Regions from separate parts of the Homo sapiens genome. Here region 1 is linked to region 2. A link is an interaction called in ENCODE POLR2A ChIA-PET data of the cell type or tissue named here. Cell type or tissue: K562. All regions are shown on one strand. Each heading gives the region's core, and the rest is flanking DNA. Links, peaks and the distances in the headings are about the cores only.

Region 1 (9,491 bases), core at 1,866-5,865, 210 kb before region 2:
TGACCACTCTCTGGGTTTAAAGCAAATACAGAGGAGGAGGGTAATAGCACTTCAGTTATTTCAAATCTCTCTCTCCCAAGGAGAGGAGTATGTTTTCGGCCCTGGCTGACACAAGCAAATGTTTCATCATTTTCTCTATAATAAGAGTTAGCTATTATATCTAGTATAATTTATATCTCCTTACAATTGTAGTAGGTTGGAAATTGTTGAATAACCAATGTATAAACACAGTCTAGCCAAGAAAACAGAATCCAAAACAGGTAATTCATCAGAGAGAATTTAATATAGGAAACTGGTTAAGCAAGTATTGAAAAACCACTAAGAGAACAAAGAAGTAATGCAGAAATCATAGCCAGGGAAAACAGCTGGCAGCCCTAGGGCTGCGGAACAGAAGGAAGAGATGGGATTATCAGATTCTAGAAGCCCAGAGGAGGGGCTCTGCAGAGTTGGGGCTCAGACCTTGAGGAGGGGGCATGTCCCAGCTGTTGCTGGTGACTCTGGGGGCTGTGGAGAGGCGACTCTTAAAACTTTCCTGAGGTGAGCAAGCAAGAAAGGAAAAGCTGGCCACCTCCTCTTCCCCACAGCCTGGCTTCTCCCAGCAGAGGGAAAGCTGTCATAACTTGAATATAATCGGAATCTTTGACAGTTACCTACAATTGAGCATCATCATTCTAGAATTAAGACTGTGTTTTGCAGCTTGAAGTCACTATGGGACTTCACCCTAAAAGGGATCAAGAAAGTCTGAGACTGGTCACATATCTATCTTGAGCCAGGGAACAACTACCCCTACTGACCACAATTTAGGAAAAACGTGAGACAGAAGAAAGGTGCTTTAAGATCGCAACCCACAAACCCTGCTTGTTCCACCTACCAGATGCAAATACAACATGCTTGGCACATAGGAAACACAAAATACACGGCATTTTTCCTATGGAATCCTATTGACTGAAATGTAAGAGTGTTGAACTCCACCTCACCAAAAGATTACAAAATCCTCGGGTTCCAGTTGTGCCAGGAGCAGGGTTGTCCGAAAGTGACTCTGAGCTGGGTTGCATGCACGGAGAGCTCATTGGGATCCAGGATTCCCCTTCTCTGAGTGGGAGGAGCCACCCCAAGCTCAGCTTCCCACAACTAGTAGCTTAACAGGGAATTGCAGCATTCCCTGGTCCAGGAGTCTCCGGGGCCTGGGCTTGTTCCGGCAGCTGTCACCAGTTAGCACTTAAATCCAGACTGCCTGGCCCCAAGCAGTCTGTGGGTCCTTCCCTTAATAAGGCTACTTTCATTATTTGCCCTGCAAATAAATGCCAGGGTCCCTTCTCTGGAACATGACAACTCTGTCTTGCCGAGCCTTGCTGGACCTGTAAATTTTCCCTTCTCTTACTCCACCTCCTCGGAAATAAATAAAAGGTCTTCTTTTACCCATGCCATTGGACATCGTGGGATTCATCCTCATCCCTGATGCTTTACAGGTGGGGACCCAGATAGAGCCCGTCTTGCACAACGGTTCCAAGTTAACTCCAGGGAACACGTGACAAGGGTAGATTGACTCAGACACACAGGGCCCCTATATTTGGGTCTTCTCTTTCTACCCAAATTTATAGACCTCTTCACACCAAATGCAGACCCTACCCCAACTGGATCTCCTTTGAATCAGCTTTTTTTTTTTCGAGATAGAGTCTCGCCCTGTAACCCAGGCTGGAGTGCAGTGGCGCGATCTCGACTTACCGAAACCTCCGCCTCCCAGGTTCAAGCAATTCTTGTGCCTCAGCCTCCCAAGTAGCTGGAATTACAGGCGCCTGCCATGACATCTGGCTAATTTTTGTATTTTTAGTAGAGACAGGGTTTCGCCACGTTGGCCAGGCTGGTCTTGAACTCCTGACTTCAGGTGATCTACCCGCCTCAGCCTCTCAAAGTGCTGGGATTACATGCGTGAGCCACTGAGCCAGGCCTGAATCAGCTCTTTACCTTAACACATACTGTGCCCACCACCACCCACCTAGAGTCCCTCCCTCTCTTCCTCATGAGGTCCTTCCTTCCCTCCAAGGCCCAGCTCAGAGCCTCCTCAACCCATCATCAGACCTTGTGGCAGAGACCTCTTGCTGATCGTCAGAGGCCCTGCCCCCTTTATGGAGGGTGCAGTCAGTGCTGGAAGGGGCTGCCCAGCCAGTCTCCCTGCATCTGCAAGGGATAATGGGACCACTTCTTGCTGGTGGAATAAAAGTGGAAGTGGTGAGCGTAACTTCCAGCACAGAAGCAGGTGTGTCTTCTCGGCTCTTTCTCCTCTAACAGATCAATGGAGGAATCTAGAGGAAGGAAGAAATGATCTTGGATCCCTGAATGGCCTTATGAAAGGCACCTCAGCAAGACTGCTTGTGCACTGGCGGGGATGCAGGGAGGGGTATCTTTTTTTTTTTTTTTTTTTTTTGAGATGGAGTCTCGTGCTGTCACCCAGTCTGGAATGCAGTGGCATGATCTCGGCTCACTGCAACCTCCACCTCCTGGGTTCAAGCCATTCTCCTGCCTCAGCCTCCTGAGTAGCTGGGACTACAGGCACCTGCCACCACGCCTGGCTAATTTTTTGTATTTTTAGTAGAGATAGGGTTTCACCATGTTAGCCAGGATGGTCTCGATCTCCTGACCTCGTGATCCGCCCGCCTCAGCCTCCCAAAGTGCTGGGATTACAGGCATGAGCCACCGCGCCCGGTCAGGATATCTTGTACTAAACACTAGGAATCCTGGGCTTGTCTGCTCCGGCAGCCGGCATTGCACCCCTCGTTGCAACCCATTGCTACTTTGCTTGGCCTTCTATGGCCATCTGATGCTGCACGTTACATGAGGATGTTTTGGGTGACAAGCATCAGAAGCCCAAAGTCAAACTTTTTTTTGAGACACAGTCTTGCTCTGTCACTCAGGCTGGAGTGCAGTGGCGAAATCACAGCTCACTGCAGCCTCCTCCTCCCAGGCTCAAGCGATCCTCCCACTTCACCCTCCTGAGTAGCTGGGACTACAGGCGTGTCCCACCAAGCCCGGGTACTTTTCTTGTGTATGGGTATTTTTTTGTAGAGACAGTTTCACCGTGTTGCCCAGGCTCGTCTTGAACTCTTGGGCTCAAGTGATCCACCCACCTGGGCCTTCCAAAGTGCTGGGATTACTGGCATGAGCCACCGCACCCAACCCAAACATTTTTGAGCAATAAGGAACTTCTGTCACATACAGGAAGGTCCGAGGAGGGGGAGTTCCATGGTTGACCATCCTTAGCACATCGGTTTTTGACTTTGTGTTTATCCTTTCAAAGACACAAGGTGGCTACCACAACTCAAGCCTTCATGTCATCATGATATCTATGTCTAAAAGCTTCAGTGTGTCTCTTTTTTAAGAACATGAGCCGGGCGCGGTGGCTCATTCCTGTAATCCCAGCATTTTGGGAGGCTGAGGCGGGAGAATGGCTTGAACCTGGGAGGCAAAGGTTGCAGTGAGCTGAGATCACGCCATTGCACTCCAGCCTGGGCGACAGAGTGAGACTCCCTCTCAAAAAAAAGAAAAGAATATGAAAGAAAAGAATTCCCACAGAAGACATCTTACATCCTGTTGGCCAGATATGATCACATGCCCATTCTTAAACCAGGCAAGTAGGGTGGGAGGAATTACCACGGCAGGTCAGGCAAAGCAGTACTCATTCCCCAACACCCAGGGTTGGGAGGGTCCTGCCTCACCTGGAGCACGTGGCCTCCAGACACCCGGAGTCAAGTGGGACACAGCAATTTAGTGGCCCTAACACTGTGAGCCAGACTCATCTATCCCCCACATTGTACTTTCATCATCTCAACCTGTGAAAGGTATAAACTGCTGGGCAGGAGATCTGTATTTTGAAGATTTTATAGGGAGAGGGTTGGAGAGAGAGTGATATTTTACCAGACACTAAAACCTTCAAGAAATGATGGGGAGTGACCCAGGAGTCAGTAAATAATTGCAACAAGGTGATTCTTACTTCGTGCTCCAAGACGTCTGTTCTTTCCTGCTTTGTGACGCAGGCCTCCGTGCTGGCATTTGTGAAATGCAGATAACCTGTCTAATCTCTAAGGTCTCCAGTACTCTGGTTGTAATCTCCTGAGGCCAGGAGCTGGGTCTTCAGGTCTTCACTTTCTCTCTATGTCCCCAACACAGCTCTGGGGGCAGGGTTGACATGCAGTGTGGACAGTAGCCATTCAAGAATTTTAACATTTTCAGGCCGGGTACAGTGGCTCATGCCCATGATCCCAACACTTTGGGAGGCCGAGGCAGGCAGATCATGCGGTCAAGAATTCGAGACCAGTCTGGCCAACGTGGTGAAACCCCGTCTCTACTAAGAAAATACAAAAATTAGCTGGGCATAATCCCAGCTAATTCGGGAGGCTGAGGCAGGAGAATTGCTTGAACCCAGAAGGTGGAGGTTGCAGTGGGCCGAGATCGTGTCACTACACTCCAGCCTGGGCAACAGAGCAAGACTCCATCTTGGGGGAAAAAAAAAAGAATTTTAACATTTTCAACTCTGTGAGAGACCCCATTCTTCATGAAATGGAGTGATTCGTAGCTGTTATCGAAGCGTGAAATCTGAATTTCATGCTGTGAGAATCTGCAAGAGTGACTCAGATAACTGGTGAGGGAGGCTGTGGGGTACATTGCAAAGGCCTTGTAGGGAGGGAGACAGACTTGAGATCAAATCCTGGCTCTGACACTTACTGAGTGATCTTGGACAAATCACTTAACCTCTAAACTCCTGGCTCTCCTCTATAAAATGAAGGGCAGGCTGGGCACAGTGGCTCACGCCTGTAATCCCAGCACTGGGAAGCCGAGGCGGGTGGATCACTTGAGGTCAGGAGTTCGAGACCAGCCTGACCCCATGGTGAAACCCCAACTCTACTAAAAATACAAAATTAGCCAGGCATGGTGGCAGCCACCTGTAATCACAGCTTCTTGGGAGGCTGAGGCAGGAGAATCACTTGAACCTGGGAGGCGGAGGTTGCAGTGAGCCAAGATTGTGCCATTGCACTCCAGCCTGGGCGACAAGAGCGAAACTCCATCTCAAAAAATAAATAAATAAATAAAATAAAATGAGGGGCAATTCCTACCAAACAGAGCATATGGAGAGACCCGGTAAATGATGGCCAGCCTTGTCATTATGCTGCTATGATCACGAGGTGCCCTTGGAGACAGCAGGAGGTATGAATGAGGAAACTCGGCACTGGGGCTGGACCCAGAGTGTTGGAGGCGGGTTGCTCAGGCTACTAAGGCAGTTTGGGGTGCACTAGTGAGGAAAGAGCTGGCAGCAGGCCAAAGTCCAGGAATGGGCAGGAAAGGGTACAATTAGAGATCTTGGAGAAAGGACTAAGCACCGGCCGTTGCAACCATCTACAGACTCACTGGGACATGTCTTGAAGATTTTCAAGCCCGGTAAAATTTCTGTATTTGAGCACTACCCCTAGAAAGTCTTGGTAATTTCAGGATTTACGATAAAATCTTTCCAATGACCTGGCCTCTCAGTTTTTTGACCTCCTCACTCACTCCTGTGGCCAAAGGCTTTCAAACTTGTTTGTCCATGACCCAACCATATGTGTGACTCAGTACACACAGGCACCATATAGAAATACACACATCTGGCTGGGCACGGTGGTTCATGCCTATAATCCCAGCACTTTAGGAGGCTGAGGTGGGTGGATCATGAGGTCAGGAGATCGAGACCATCCTGGCTAACACAGTGAAACCCTGTCTCTACTAAAAATACAAAAATATTAGCCGGGCGTGGTGGCGGGTGCCTGTAGTCGCAGCTACTCGGGAGGCTGAGGCAAGAGAATCGCTTGAACCTGGGAAGCGGAGGCTGCAGTAAGCTGAGATCGTGCCACTGCACTCCAGCCTGAACGACAGAGCAAGACTCCATTTCCAAAAAACAAAACAAACAAACAAAAACAAAAACAAAAAATCCACATCTACATATATAAAATTGAAATGAAAGTTTTATGATATGATACATATCCTTGCTGCATGCAATGTGCTCTGCTATTTTCTATTCTATTCTATTCTATTTCATTTTTATAGATGCTGGTTTTAACCCACTAACTTAATTTTATGATCCACTAATGGGCTGTGTCTCTCAATTTGAAAAACACTGTCCCAGACTTTTTTTTTTACTACTTCACTCCAGTTTTAGAGATTGAGATGTTGATGGGAGCCAGGTGCACTGGTGTACACTACAAAGGTGCACCTGTAGTCCCAGACCCTCAGGAGGCTGAGGCAGGAGGGCCACTTGAACCCAGGGGTTTGAGACCCCATCTCTACATTTAAACTTTTTAAATTTTTTAAATGTTGAGGAGAAACCAGCAATGAAGACTGAGATGAAGTAGCCAATAAAGTAGAAAAAAGAGACCCTTCATTAGCTCAATCCAAGCATCACAGTCTCCAATCCCTTTCTGTCATTCGAACTCACTCCAGTCCTACCCTACCCAAAACCTCTCATCCACTGACCTTACCACCTTCTCCTTGTCTCTCACATCCTCCTGATGTCACTTCCCCTTTATCTGATTTAGATTACATAGGGCATAATAATCTATTACTTGGGCTGGGTGCGGTGGCTCACGCCTATAATCCTAGCACTTTGGGAGGCCAAGGCTGGTGGATCACCTGAGATCAGGAGTTCTAGACCAGCCTGGCCAACATGGTGAAACTCTGTCTCTACTAAAACTACAAAAATTAGCTGGGCTTGGTGGCAGGCGTCTGTAATCCCAGCTATTCAGGAGGCTGAGGCAGGAGAATCGCTTGAACCCGGGAGGCCGAGGTTGCAGTGAGCCAAGATCGTGCCACTGCACTCCAGCCTGGGGGACAAGAGCAAGACTTCATCTCAAATAATAATAATAATAATAATAATAATAATAATAATAATAACAATCCATTACTTGATTTGTTTAATAAATAGTTACTGGCCAGGTGCGGTGGCTCACGCCTATAATCCCAGCACTTTGGGAGACCAAGGTGGACGGATCGCATGAGGTCAGGAGTTCAAGACCAGCCTGGCCAACATGGCGAAACCCCGTCTCTACTAAAAGTACAAAAAAATTAGCTGGGTGTGGTGGTGGGCGCCTGTAATCTCAGCTACTAGGGAGGCTGGGGTAGGAGAATCGCTTGAACCCGGGAGGTGGAGGTTGCAGTGAGCGGTGATCGCGCCATTGCATTCCAGCCTGGGTGATAGAGTGAAACTCTGTCTCAAAAAACAAACAAAAAAAATAGTTACTGAGGGCTCACTCTGTGCCAAGCACTGTTCTAAGGTACTGAAGATACAGGAGTGAACAAAACAAAAGACTGGCCTGTGAACATGTTTTTATTGGGGGGAAACAGACAATAAGAAAATAAACAAGGGCCAGGCGCAGTGGCTCACGCTTGTAATCCCAGCACTTTGGGAGGCCAAGGCGGTCAGATCACCTGAGGTCGGGAGTTTGAGACCAGCCTGACCAACATGGAGAAACTCCGTCTCTACTAAAAACACAAAAGTAGCCGGGTGTGGTGGTGCATGCCTGTAATCTCAGCTACTCGGGAGGCTGAGGCAGAAGAATTGCTTAAACCCAGGAGCTGGAGGTTGCGGTGAGCCGAGATCGCGCCATTGTACTCCAGCCTGGGCAACAAGAGCAAAACTCCGTCTCAAAAAAAAAAAAAAATGAAGAAGGAAAAAAGGAAAATAAACAAGAACATTTAAACTATTTCAGCGTACAGGCATACCTCAGAGAACATTGCAGGTTCGGTTCCAGATCACTGCATTAAAATAAATATTGCAATAAAGTGAGTCACACAAAGTTTTGGTTTCCCAGTGCATATAAAAATTATGTTTATACTACACAGTAGTCTATTAAATGTGCAATGGCATTATGTCTAAAAAATATGTACATATCTTAATTTAAAAATACTTTATTGCTAAAAAAAATTATGCTAACAATCATCTGATCCTTCAGCAAGTCATATCTTTCTGCCTTAATGGATGGCTGCTGACTGACCGGAATGATGGTTGCTGAAGTTTGGGGTGGCTATGGCAATTTCTTCAAATAAGGCAACATGAAGTTTTCTGCATTGATTGACTCTTCCTTTCATAAAATATTTCTTTGTAGCCTGCAATGGTATTTGGTAGCATTTTACCCATAATAGAACTTCTTTCAAAATTGGAGTCAGTCCTTTCAAACCCTGCCACTGTTTTATCAACTAAGTTTGTGTCATATGCTAAATTCTTTGTTGTCATTTTCACAGAAGTAGATTCCGTCTCAAGAAACCACTTTCTTTGCTCATCCATAGGAAGCAACTCCTCATCTATTAGTTTAGTGCAAAAGTAATTGTGGTTTTGCCATTACTTTGAATGGTTTACTAAATATTAATATTAAAGTTTTCTCATGAGATTGCAGCAATTCAGTCACATATTCAGGCTTCACTTCTAATTCTAGTTCTCTTGCTATTTCCAATACATCTACAGTTTCTTCCTCCACTGAAGTCTCGAACCCCTCAAAGACATCTATGAGGGTTGGAGTCAACTTCTTCCAAACTTCTGTTAATGTTGCTATTTTGACCTCCCCCCATGAATCACGAATGTTCTTAATGGCATCTAGGATGGTGAATCCTTTCCAGAAGGTTTTCAGTTTACTTTGCCCAGATTCATCACAGAAATCACTATCTATGGCAGCTATAGCTTTGTAAGATGTATTTCTTAAATAATAAGACTTCAAAGTCAAAATTACTCCTTGATCCATGGGCTGCAGAATCAATGTGTTAGCAGGCATGAAAACAGCATTAATCTCCTTGTATGTCTTCATCACATCTCTTGGGTGACAAAGTGCCTGTCCATGAGCAATAATATTTTGAAATAAATATTTTTTTCTAAGCAGTAGGTCTCAACAGAAGGCTTAAAATGTTCAGTAAACCATAGTATAATGGTTAACAGACATGCTGTTATCCAGGATTCATTGTTCCATTTATAGAGCACAGCAGAGTAGATTTAGCACAATTCTTAAGGGCCCTGTAATTTTAGGAATTGTCAATGAGCATTGGTTTCAACTTAAAGTCACCAGCTGCCTTAGCCCTTAGCAAGAGAGTCATCCTTTCCTTTGAAGTTTTGAAGCCAGGTGTTGACTTCTCCTCTCTAGCCAAGAAAGTCCTAGATGGCATCTTCTCCCAGTAGATACCTGTTTTGTTTACATTTAAAACCTGTTGTTTAGTGTTGCCACCTCATCAGTTATCTTAGCAAGATCTTCTGGATAACTTGCAGCTTCTACATCAGTACTTGTTACTTTATGTTGTATTTTTAGGTTACAGAGATGGCTTATTTCCTTAAACTTCATGAACCAAACTCTGCTAGCTTCTAACTTTTCTGCAGCTTCCTTACCTTACTCAGCCTCACTGAATTTAATCAAAGAGAGTTGGAGCCTTGTATGGATTAGGCTTTGGTTTAAGGAAATGTAGCTGATTTGATCTTCTATCCAGACCAC
Region 2 (9,491 bases), core at 4,149-8,148:
TACGGGCTTAATTAAACCCTGTAGATCTCACTGGGCCTTCAAGCTGGAACTTCCTGAGAGCCATAGCATGCTGTTGAAAGGTTTTATTTATTTATTTATTTATTTATTTATTTATTTATTTATTTTATTTTATTTTACTTTTTTTCGATACAGAATCTTGCTCTGTTCCCCAGGCTGGAGTGCAGTGGTATGATCTCAGCTCACTGCAACCTCCATATCCTGGGTTCAAGCCATCCTCTTGCCTCAGCCTCCCAAGTAGCTGGGATTACAGGCGCGCACCACCACGCCTGGCTAATTTTGCGTTTTTAGTAGAGATGGGGTTTCGCCATGATGGCCAGGCTGGTCTCAAACTCCTGACCTCAGGTGATCTGTCCGCCTCGGCTTCCCAAAGTGCTGGGATTACAGATATGAGCCACCGCACCCTGCCTGTCGAGAGGTTTTAAGCAGGAAAGGGACAGGAAAGAACCCGCAACTTGAAGTGGAAACATCCAGGAGCACTGGGCATTATTTGGTTGCTCATTAGACTGTGAACTTCCCCAAAACTGAGGTTTCACTTCAGCTCACATCATTCCCCAACTATTTACAAAATCCCAGTTAACTGGTGGTTTTTTGTTTTGCTTTGTTTTATTTTGTTTTGTTTTGAGATAGGGTCTCACTCTGTCGCCCAGGCTGGAGTGCAGTGGCACGATCTCAGCTCACTGCAAACTCTGCCTCCCAGGCTCAAGTGATTCTCCCACCTCAGCCTCCCAAGTACCTGGGACCACAGGCGCACACCAACATGCCCAGTTAATTTTTTGTATTTTTTGTACAGACAGGGTTTCACCATGTTGCCCAGGCTGGTCTCGAACTCCTGACCTCAGGTGATCCACCTACCTCAGCCTCCCAAAGTTCTGGGATTACAGGCATGAGCCACTGTGTCCAGGCAAGTTAAGTGCTAACAAATAAACCCACCTAAATCTCACTTGCAAAGCAATTTTTAAAACCTTGTCCTTAGGTGGGAAGAGGTAGAGAATTCTGTGTGGAGTAACTCACAAGTATCCAGCAACCTTGAATAAGAACAAATGCTGCTGAGTGCCTTGTTCCAGGCTCCTCAACCAGGGACTCACACACACAATCCTTAGCTCCTCCTCCCTGGGGTGGACACTGCAGGTGAGGGCTCAGCTCATGATTCCTGCGCACGATGATCCCCGCCCACGTTGCTCTCACCTACAGAGCGGAGAACAGCCTTGGGAGTCATCTTTGCCAGCAGTCTCTTCCTTCTTGCACTGATGTTCCTGGGGCTTCAGAGACGGCAAGGTAAGAGCCTGGGTGCCCTTGGCTCTGGCCCTGGCCCACCTCACCCACTCTAACCACCCCCCCGCCCAGACCAGGGTGGAAGCCCAGATGCCCCAAGCTCCAGCCACCCACCCATCACAGCCTCCTGCTTTTGAGTTTGCCCTAAATGAAAATGAAACCAGTCGTGTTCCCTCGTTTTCTCCTAGCTACCTCACTAAAGTCTGTCACTCTCCTGCCTCAGAGTAGAAAGAAAGAGTAGTCACGTGCTCCCAGAAGGACTCTAAGTCAAGTCACAGAGCTAAAAATACATGAAGGTGGCACCAGCTCATGGGGCACTGGGCCTGGCTCTGCAGAGGCCTCTGCCTTCCTTCACTGTGCACCCTGGGCTCATGCACCAAGGCAGAGAACAGGAAGAAGTGAGGGGACAAGAAGAAGGCAGAATGTCCAGATGGAGGATAAGACCAAAGAGCCAGGTTGGTGGTGTGACGGTAGGAAAACAAAGCTGGAGGAAATGGAGAAGGAACAAGTGAGGGACAATGAGGCATGGGTTGGGGCTGGGCTACCCCTCCCAAACTCAGCTCTGTCAAAATAAAAGGCCCTTGTGTCTGCTGCGACCAAGCTTTTCCACTTTCCTGTCTTTCTCCACACTGGTCCCAACTGAGCCCTGTCACCAAGCCTAGCGGCTCCAACTTGCAAAGTGTTTAAGTATGAAACAAAGGCCCTCAGAGGCACCCCCGTGGCTCCATCTCAGTTGCACCTCAGCTGCAATTAGGGTTCTGCTCCCTCGGGTGACTGCTGGGAGGTTCAGGATACCTGCAAATGCCTCACTCCCTCAGCTGCAAGGAGAGACTTCTCCTTTTTATTCGTTTCTAAAATGTGCCTAATCAATACGGTGGAACTCAGCATACCAAAACTGTACGTGAGGATGATGGGGAAAAGGGGGTAAGGGGGTGTTCACTGACAGCCTTATCTGGGCACATCCCCTGGGACAGGACAAGCAGGCCAAGGACCTAGGAAGGAGCACAGGAGGCAGATGGAAGAGGCCTGAGGGAACCTGTGCTTGTTTGCCAGTGTGAGATGCCCACGCAACTTCCTGTCTTCACTTCCTCTTACCAGCACCTACAGGACTTGGGCTGCTTCAGGCTGAACGCTGGGAGACCACTTCCTGTGCTGACACACAGAGCTCCCATCTCCATGAAGACCGCACAGCGCGTGTAAGCCAGCCCAGCTGACCTAAAGCGACATGAGACTACTAGAAAGAAACGACACCCTTCCCCAAGCCCCCACAGCTACTCCAACCCAAACAACAACCAAGCCAGTTTAATGGTAGGAATTTGTATTTTTTGCCTTTGTTCAGAATACATGACATTGGTAAATATGCCACATGCCTTTGGTGGAAGTACAACTGTTGTTATTACTCTATACAAGTATGAGATCAGGGTTAGGAAAAAAAGACAAAGAGGTGATGACAGACACACAGTGGAAACCCCACATCGTCTCATGGCAAACCGAAGAACGGGATGTGGGAAGCTCAGCTTCATTTGACTGCAAAGTCCCAGGGTTTTGTTGCACATTTGCTCATGCACATGGGTGGTGGGAGGAAAGGGGGATAGCAGAGACACACAGAAGAGGGTACAGGGTGGGTGAGAAAGAAAGTAGAAGGGCTAATACCCCCAAAGAACAAGGCCAACTACACCTGGTGAGCCTCAGAGGGACAGAAACCCAGGAATGATTCCTGTGATAGGGCTGGGAGAGCCAAGAGGACGGATTCGCTCCAGGCTTGGGACACATCGAGGACAGTGGTGGTTCTTCTCCAGCGGTGACCCCCTGCATTAGGCAAGGAGGAGCCCAGAGGAGAGTGGAGACCTTCGAGGGGGGCCGTTGGGAGGGTACTGACTGCTTTCTTCCAGCTCTTCAGTCCCGCCCTTGGGCAGGACGAAGGGAATGTGGGAAACAAGGGCGAAAGGAAAGGAAGGATGGTTTTGAGCAATGAAATGCTGCTGCATGGAAAGTGGGCATCCAGACCCTGCCCAGCATGGCCTCAGCCTCTTCCTGTTCGTGGACCGAGGGAAGAAGGAATAAAGGGCCATGGGCATTCTCCGCTCTGTTCCCAGCCTGCCCTCCTCCCCTTGCACCTGGGCTTATCCCACATTAATAGCCCATCCTGAAGCTCAGCAATTGCCCCGAAGATAGGCTGAGCAGATCCCATCCTCAGGTTCCACTGTCTATACACACAAACCATGCAAAGAGGAGGAAGAGAAAGGAGGCAAAGTAGAATTCAGACAGGAAAGGGTGGTTCAAAGGGGAATATACTACAGGAAGAACAGAGAGGCGGCTCTCAAGGAGAGGGCCCCATGACAGCACAGCAATACACAAGCACACCTGACACAGGCTGGCACGCCTCCCCCCAAGGTGGGGCTGGTGGGTCTACATGACTTCTCTGCATCCTGAGGATCGGCCGGGCCCCAGGAAGAACCACTTGCCTCATCCCTGTCTTTGGCAAGTGCACGGGTGGTGTGGAGGAAAGGATTCCATGGGTGTCCAAAGATCTCACACTGCTAACACCCTCACGCTCCTTCATCAACAGGAAGAGAGGAACAGGACCCTCTTTAACGAGGGCAAGGAGTGGCTTCCTCTGAGCTTGTTACTTTCAAATTAAGCACTTGACTCACTGTTTCTCTATAACTAACAGGCAATCTCTCTCTTTATGCCAACAATTAACTGGGAGCTAGGTTAAATTATTTGGCTAGATAAAACTACCAGCTAGATGGATTTATTTGGTGCCCTCATACAGAATGCTGTAGAAAATGTAAAGAAGAGAAAGCTCCTTCCAGCTAGAAGCACATGGGACTGCTTCTAGGATGGAAACAAGTCCTGCTATTTTCACAATCCCTAAGTGTTCTCCAGGCCTCTGGAGAACAAAGTAAAGTTGTAAGATCCCCAAAGACACGGAAAATCCTGGACGAACAGATTAGAAATAACTACAAAAAACAAGTTTTTACTTTCGAAAAGGGTACTGCACTGAAACCAAGTTGGACTTTGGTCCACCCCCAGGACCCTCTTCAGGCCTGGTCCAGGAAGGAAAGCTCCACATGACCAGGCAGTACTGAGTGAGCTGCCATCTTCCCAGCCCCTCCCTAGCTCCTACCAGTGGCCAGGTTTTCTAGAAGTCACCATGGGCACCGATACTCTTCTCCTCCCAAGTCTGGGCAGCTTCATGGGTACTTCGCCTCAGCCACTCCCCTCCCTGCCCCTTCCCTTGGCCTCCAACTCTTTGGGGCTTTGGGGGAACTTGAGAGTACAGAAAAAGCAGGCAGGGAGGAGGCGCCAGCTGTTGCTCTTCGGGTAATGACTTAGATTGTGCCACGAGCAGCATTTCTAGTGTTGAGGGACAGAGTGCAAATGAACGCAACGAAAAAGGAGGAATGGGTGATGGAGAAGCCTGGGCTGGAATGGAGGACGGTGGGTGGGGAAGTGTGTTGAGAGAGCAAACAGAGGGCAGAGGACATGAATGTGGATGGCAATGGACAACAGGGAAGGGGTGGTACATTCTCAAGTAAAAAAGTAGACTGGACACAGGAATCAGGAAGTCCCAGACGGAAAAGAGAAAGAGACAGGAGAAAACAAGAGGGTGAATTACACCAAGTTACCAGACATTCAGGTCTCTCCATTGTTAAGTGCCCCATCCCCATGGTCTCCCTCCAACCCAAGCCAGTGACACACAGCATAGCCCCACTTCCTCAGAACAGGAGGCGCCATCTCCCTGCAATGCGTTGCAGGGGGAAGGCTTGTCCATCAAAGAAATCCCTTGTCTCTGCCCTTCCCCCGTCCCGAACCAGGTGACGATCCCATAGCAGCGGTCTCCATACCTCAGTCAGAGCAGCCCCACTCCCCAGGCAGGCAGGCAGGCAGGGAGAAGACTCCAGGACCTTCCCACCTCTTCACCCCACCAGCAACTTCAGCGATACTTACTTACAATAACTACCACGATGATGGCACAGATGGCTCCCAGCATGATCATCATCTGAGGAAACATGGACAAAAAATGAGCCCTTGGATTTCAGGAATGAGGAAAAGAGCCACATCTCTAGTGGGAAACAGAATTCCTTCCATCCTTGGGACAATGGAAAAAACCACCCATCACCCAGGAGACCTGCAGGCCTCTTAGAGAGGCCCTACCCTTCTGCTTCCCAGGGGATCATAACCACAGTATGTCTGTAGCTTTTCAGATTCATCACAGGACCTGCATTGAGCTCCTTTTTGCTTAGTTCCTGGTGTCTTGGGGCTTTAGAAGGCATTCCAATAGAGATACAGACTCTGGATATTTAACCAATTAGTTCAATTTTCACTGTGAAGTGTTCAGCTCATTCTCAAAAGTTGCAGTTATTTAAAAATATATATTTCAATCTGAGAAAGCTGATTTAAAAGAAAAAGAAAAAAGTATATATATATATAAATGTATATATATGTATATATATATATAAATGTATATATATGTATATATATATATAAATGTATATATATGTATATATACATATGTGTATATATAGTGTGTGTGTGTGTGTGTGTGTGTGTATGTATATATGCCTGAGCCATTGTGCTGATGTTGGGTGTGTCTGAGGATGAGACAGGTGAAATTTTTTGCAGGCAACTCCTTTGGGGTAAAGCTCCTTAACTAACCATTCCAAACTCCTCAGGGTATCACTTTTTCCCTGATAGCGGTTCTAAATACTCTAGCCTACCCTGGTGGCCAATTCTGGGTAATGCAATCTCAAGAGGAGGCTTTCCAGATTTCCTCCCAAGCGTTATGCTGGTCAGAGAGATCCTGCACCATTAGAGGGAAGAAATGTAGAAGCTGAGGGTTTTCTTGCCTTCTACCAGTGGAAGCCCAGGAAAAGATGGAGGAGGGGACAAGAAAATTCACCTTGCAGTTTTTCCACCAATACTTCCTCTTTAGCTTGGCAGCACTGCTCTCAAATTGTGATGCTCCTGCCTGCAAGGCATCAGCTCGGTCATCCAGCTCTGACAGCTTCTGGTCCCTCTCCAGGACCTTGTCCACGTTCACACGTATGATGTCCACCACCTGAGGAGGGCACAGAAACAAAGCAGCTAAGCTTCCTGCCAGAGACAGAGGAAAGGACAACAACCAGAGAATCACAAGTCTGGCCCTGTGCAACTCTAAAGGGTGCTTTGCCTCTCAGGGCCTTTGACTATTCTCCTACGAAAAAAGGAGAAAAGATAAGAAGTTCCCTTTTGTTTCCAAACTCCTAGATTTGGAAACTTTCAGAGAAACAGCTATCTACCTACCTCCTCCACTTGTGCCTGGGTTTGCTGTAGTCGTCTGTTACTGGTCATGTTAGGAGGAGGGCCAGGGGGACCCCCACCTGGGGCAGTCCCTTCTGTCCCTTCAGCAGGTGGCTGAGCTGGAGCAGACCTGTGGAAAGACATGTGCAGAGTACACAAAGTGACCAAGACAAGAAAGGAGCTGGGCGTGGTAGCACACACCTGTAGTCCCAGCTACTCAAGAGGCTGAAGTGGGAGGAGCGCTTGAGCCCAGGAGTTCGAGGCCAGCCTGGGCATCATAGCGAGACCCCATCTCTAAAAAAACAGACAAAAAGAAAGGACTCACATGCATCCTCACCCCAAACCACTTAAACAATTATGATTAGGCTATACAAAACTAGAATGGATTCTTGCTCCTTGGCAATCTGAAGTAGGGAGACAAACCATAGAGGCAAGAAGTAAAAGATGAAAGACTCTGCAACAACATTTGGATGGGGTTCAGGGACATCCAGGATGGCATCAAGACATCTCATCTGGGGCTATCCTTTGACTCAACTCAAACAAGTCCTCTGCCATGATGGCTACAGGGACATATGGCCTAGCCTTGTCCTAAATGGCATTTCCCCGCTGATATGGTTTGGCTGTGTCCCCACCCAAATCTCAACTTCAATTGTATCACCCAGAATTCCCACATGTTGTGGGAGGGACTCAGGGGAGGTAACTGAATCATGGGGCCCATCTTTCCGGTGCTATTCTGGTGATAGTGACGAAGTCTCATGAGATCTGATGGGTTTATCAGTGGTTTCTGCTTTTGCTTCTTCCACATTTTCTCTTGCTGCTGCCATGTAAGAAGTGCCTTTCACCTGCCGCCATGATTCTGAGGCCTTCCCAGCCATGTGGAACTGTAAGTCCAATTAAACCTCTTTTTCTTCCCAGTCTTGGGTATGTCTTTATCAGCAGCATGAAAACAGACTAATACAGTAAATTGGTACCAGTAGAGTGGGGTGTTGCTGAAAAGATACCCAAAAATGTGGAAGCGACTTTGGAACTGGGTTAACAGGGAGAGGATGGAACAGTTTGGAGGGCTCAGAAGAAGACAGGAAAATGCGGGAAAGTTTGGAACCTCCTAGAGACTTGTTGAATGGCTTTGACAAAAATGCTGTTAGTGATATGAACAATAAGGTCCAGGCTGAGGTGGTCTCAGATGGAGATGAGGAACTTGTTGGGAACTGAAGCAAAGGTGACTCTTGTTATGTTTTGGCAAAAAGACTGGCAGCATTTTGCCCCTGCCCTAGAAATTTGTGGAACTTTGAACTTGAGAGAGATAATTTAGGGTATCTGGCAGAAGAAAAGACGCAGTACTAAAGAAAAAAACCATTTTTTTGAGAAGAAATTCAAGGCAGCTGCAGAAATTTGCATAAGTAGCAAGGAACCTAGTGTTAGCCCCTAAGACCATGGGGAAAATGTCTCCAGGCCATGTCAGAAGCCTTCATAGCAGCCCCTCCCATCACAGGCCTGGAGGCCCAGGAGGAAAAAGTTATTTTGTGGGCCAGGCCCAGGGTCCCCATGCTGTGTGCAGCCTAGGGACTTAGTGCCCTGTGTCCCAGCCGCTCCCACTGTGGCTGAGAGGGGCCAATGCAGGGCTCGGGCCGTGGCTTCAGAGGGTGGAAGCCCCAAGCCTTGGCAGCTTCCACATGGTGTTGAGCCTGCAGATGCACAGAAGGCAAGAACTGAGGTTCGGGAACCTCCGTCTAGACTTCAGAAGATGTATGGAAACGCCTGGATGTCCAGGCAAAAGTTTGCTGCAAGGGCAGGGCCCTCATGGAGAACCTCTGCTAGTGTAGTACAGAAGGGACATGTGGGGTTGGAGCCCCCACACAGAGTCCCCACTGGAACACTGCCTAGTGGAGCTATGAGAAAAAGGTCACCATTCTCCAGACCCCAGAATGGTAGATCCACTGGTAGCTTGCACCGTGCGCCTGGAAAAGCCACAGACACTCAATGCCAGTCCGTGAAGGGAGCCAGGAGGGAGGCTGTACACTGTAATGTCTGTCAGCTCACCCCTTTTTATATTCAAGTTATTGGTTATGGTTATTGGTTTATATGCCCAGTTATTGGTTATGCTTCACACAAGATGAGGAAATCAGGGCTGCCATAAGGGCAGCTTGGAAAATCACCAAAGGCAAAGTCTATGTAGGTGGAGTGAGTCAGGACTGTTTGTTTGCTTTGTTTTTGGCAGAGAAAATGGGGGTTTCACTTAGATAGAATCTGGGGCCCAAAGCAATTACATTAGTTATGGAAACTGTTCCAAGAGCATAGACAGGAAGCAAAAATGCTAGAAATTGTCCTCAATGTGCATGCATTATAGACATTCTGTCCCTTCCTTTTCTGGATTTGACAGTCTCAGATGACTCCCTTGGTTACTTACATCCCAAAGAGAGATCTTGGTTTACTGTACTATACACACAGAGAATGTTCTCTCATTCTGTACCACTCAAAGTTAGTGTGTGGTCTTCAAGACAAACTCCTCTCCATGTCCCAAAACATGGAGGCTAAACTCACCTCCTAAAGAATTCCCAGAAGTATAACCTAAGTCATGAGATGTTCTCGGCCAAGGAAGCACCCACAGGCAGGGGGGAGATCTCTCAAATTTGATGGAGAATAGAAATTACAGTAAGAACTCCTCAAACAGAAGCAGAATCTCACCAAACATACTTCACAGGAGCAGTCCAAGAGTAAATGCAACAAAAATGAAACCACAAAGTCACCTAAAAGGAAATTATTTGACTAATTACAATAGAACTAATACCCAGAAGCTCATTCTCCTTGATTAAGTGAATTTCTTTTAGTCTAAAAAGATAGAGAATAACTCCTCAGAGAGGCTATGGTAGCAGATTACACCTGACTCATTCCCCATTTGAAGAATCACTTTT

What was found. Peaks named below come from ENCODE experiments on the same cell type or tissue, not always from the same donor. Only the 100,000 strongest peaks of a DNase experiment are listed, where the experiment ranks them.
Region 1: POLR2A ChIA-PET joins it to region 2 with 5 read pairs; 3 of 35 experiments call an interaction of 5 or more read pairs at or near these places.

What each region holds. Positions count from the first base shown.
Region 1 is chr12:6,249,400-6,258,890 of GRCh38, forward strand. All of the region lies in intron 2 of LOC105369625 (a long non-coding RNA gene), which reads right to left. Among named protein-coding and RNA genes, the nearest start is that of CD9, 54 kb to the left of the region's middle. In K562, for the core only: no CTCF peak of the experiment used is centred there; a DNase peak (open chromatin) is centred at 4,082; H3K27me3 peaks cover 399 bases.
Region 2 is chr12:6,459,643-6,469,133 of GRCh38, forward strand. VAMP1 (vesicle associated membrane protein 1) reads right to left here. Exons shown (of 5, transcript NM_014231.5): 2 at 6,583-6,709; 3 at 6,200-6,358; 4 at 5,248-5,299; 5 at 2,595-4,844. The coding sequence ends at 4,828. It overlaps TAPBPL (TAP binding protein like), which reads left to right. Exons shown (of 7, transcript NM_018009.5): 6 at 1,213-1,296; 7 at 2,392-2,674. The coding sequence ends at 2,507. Among named protein-coding and RNA genes, the nearest start is that of VAMP1, 6.3 kb to the right of the region's middle. In K562, for the core only: a CTCF peak has its summit at 6,022; a DNase peak (open chromatin) is centred at 6,029.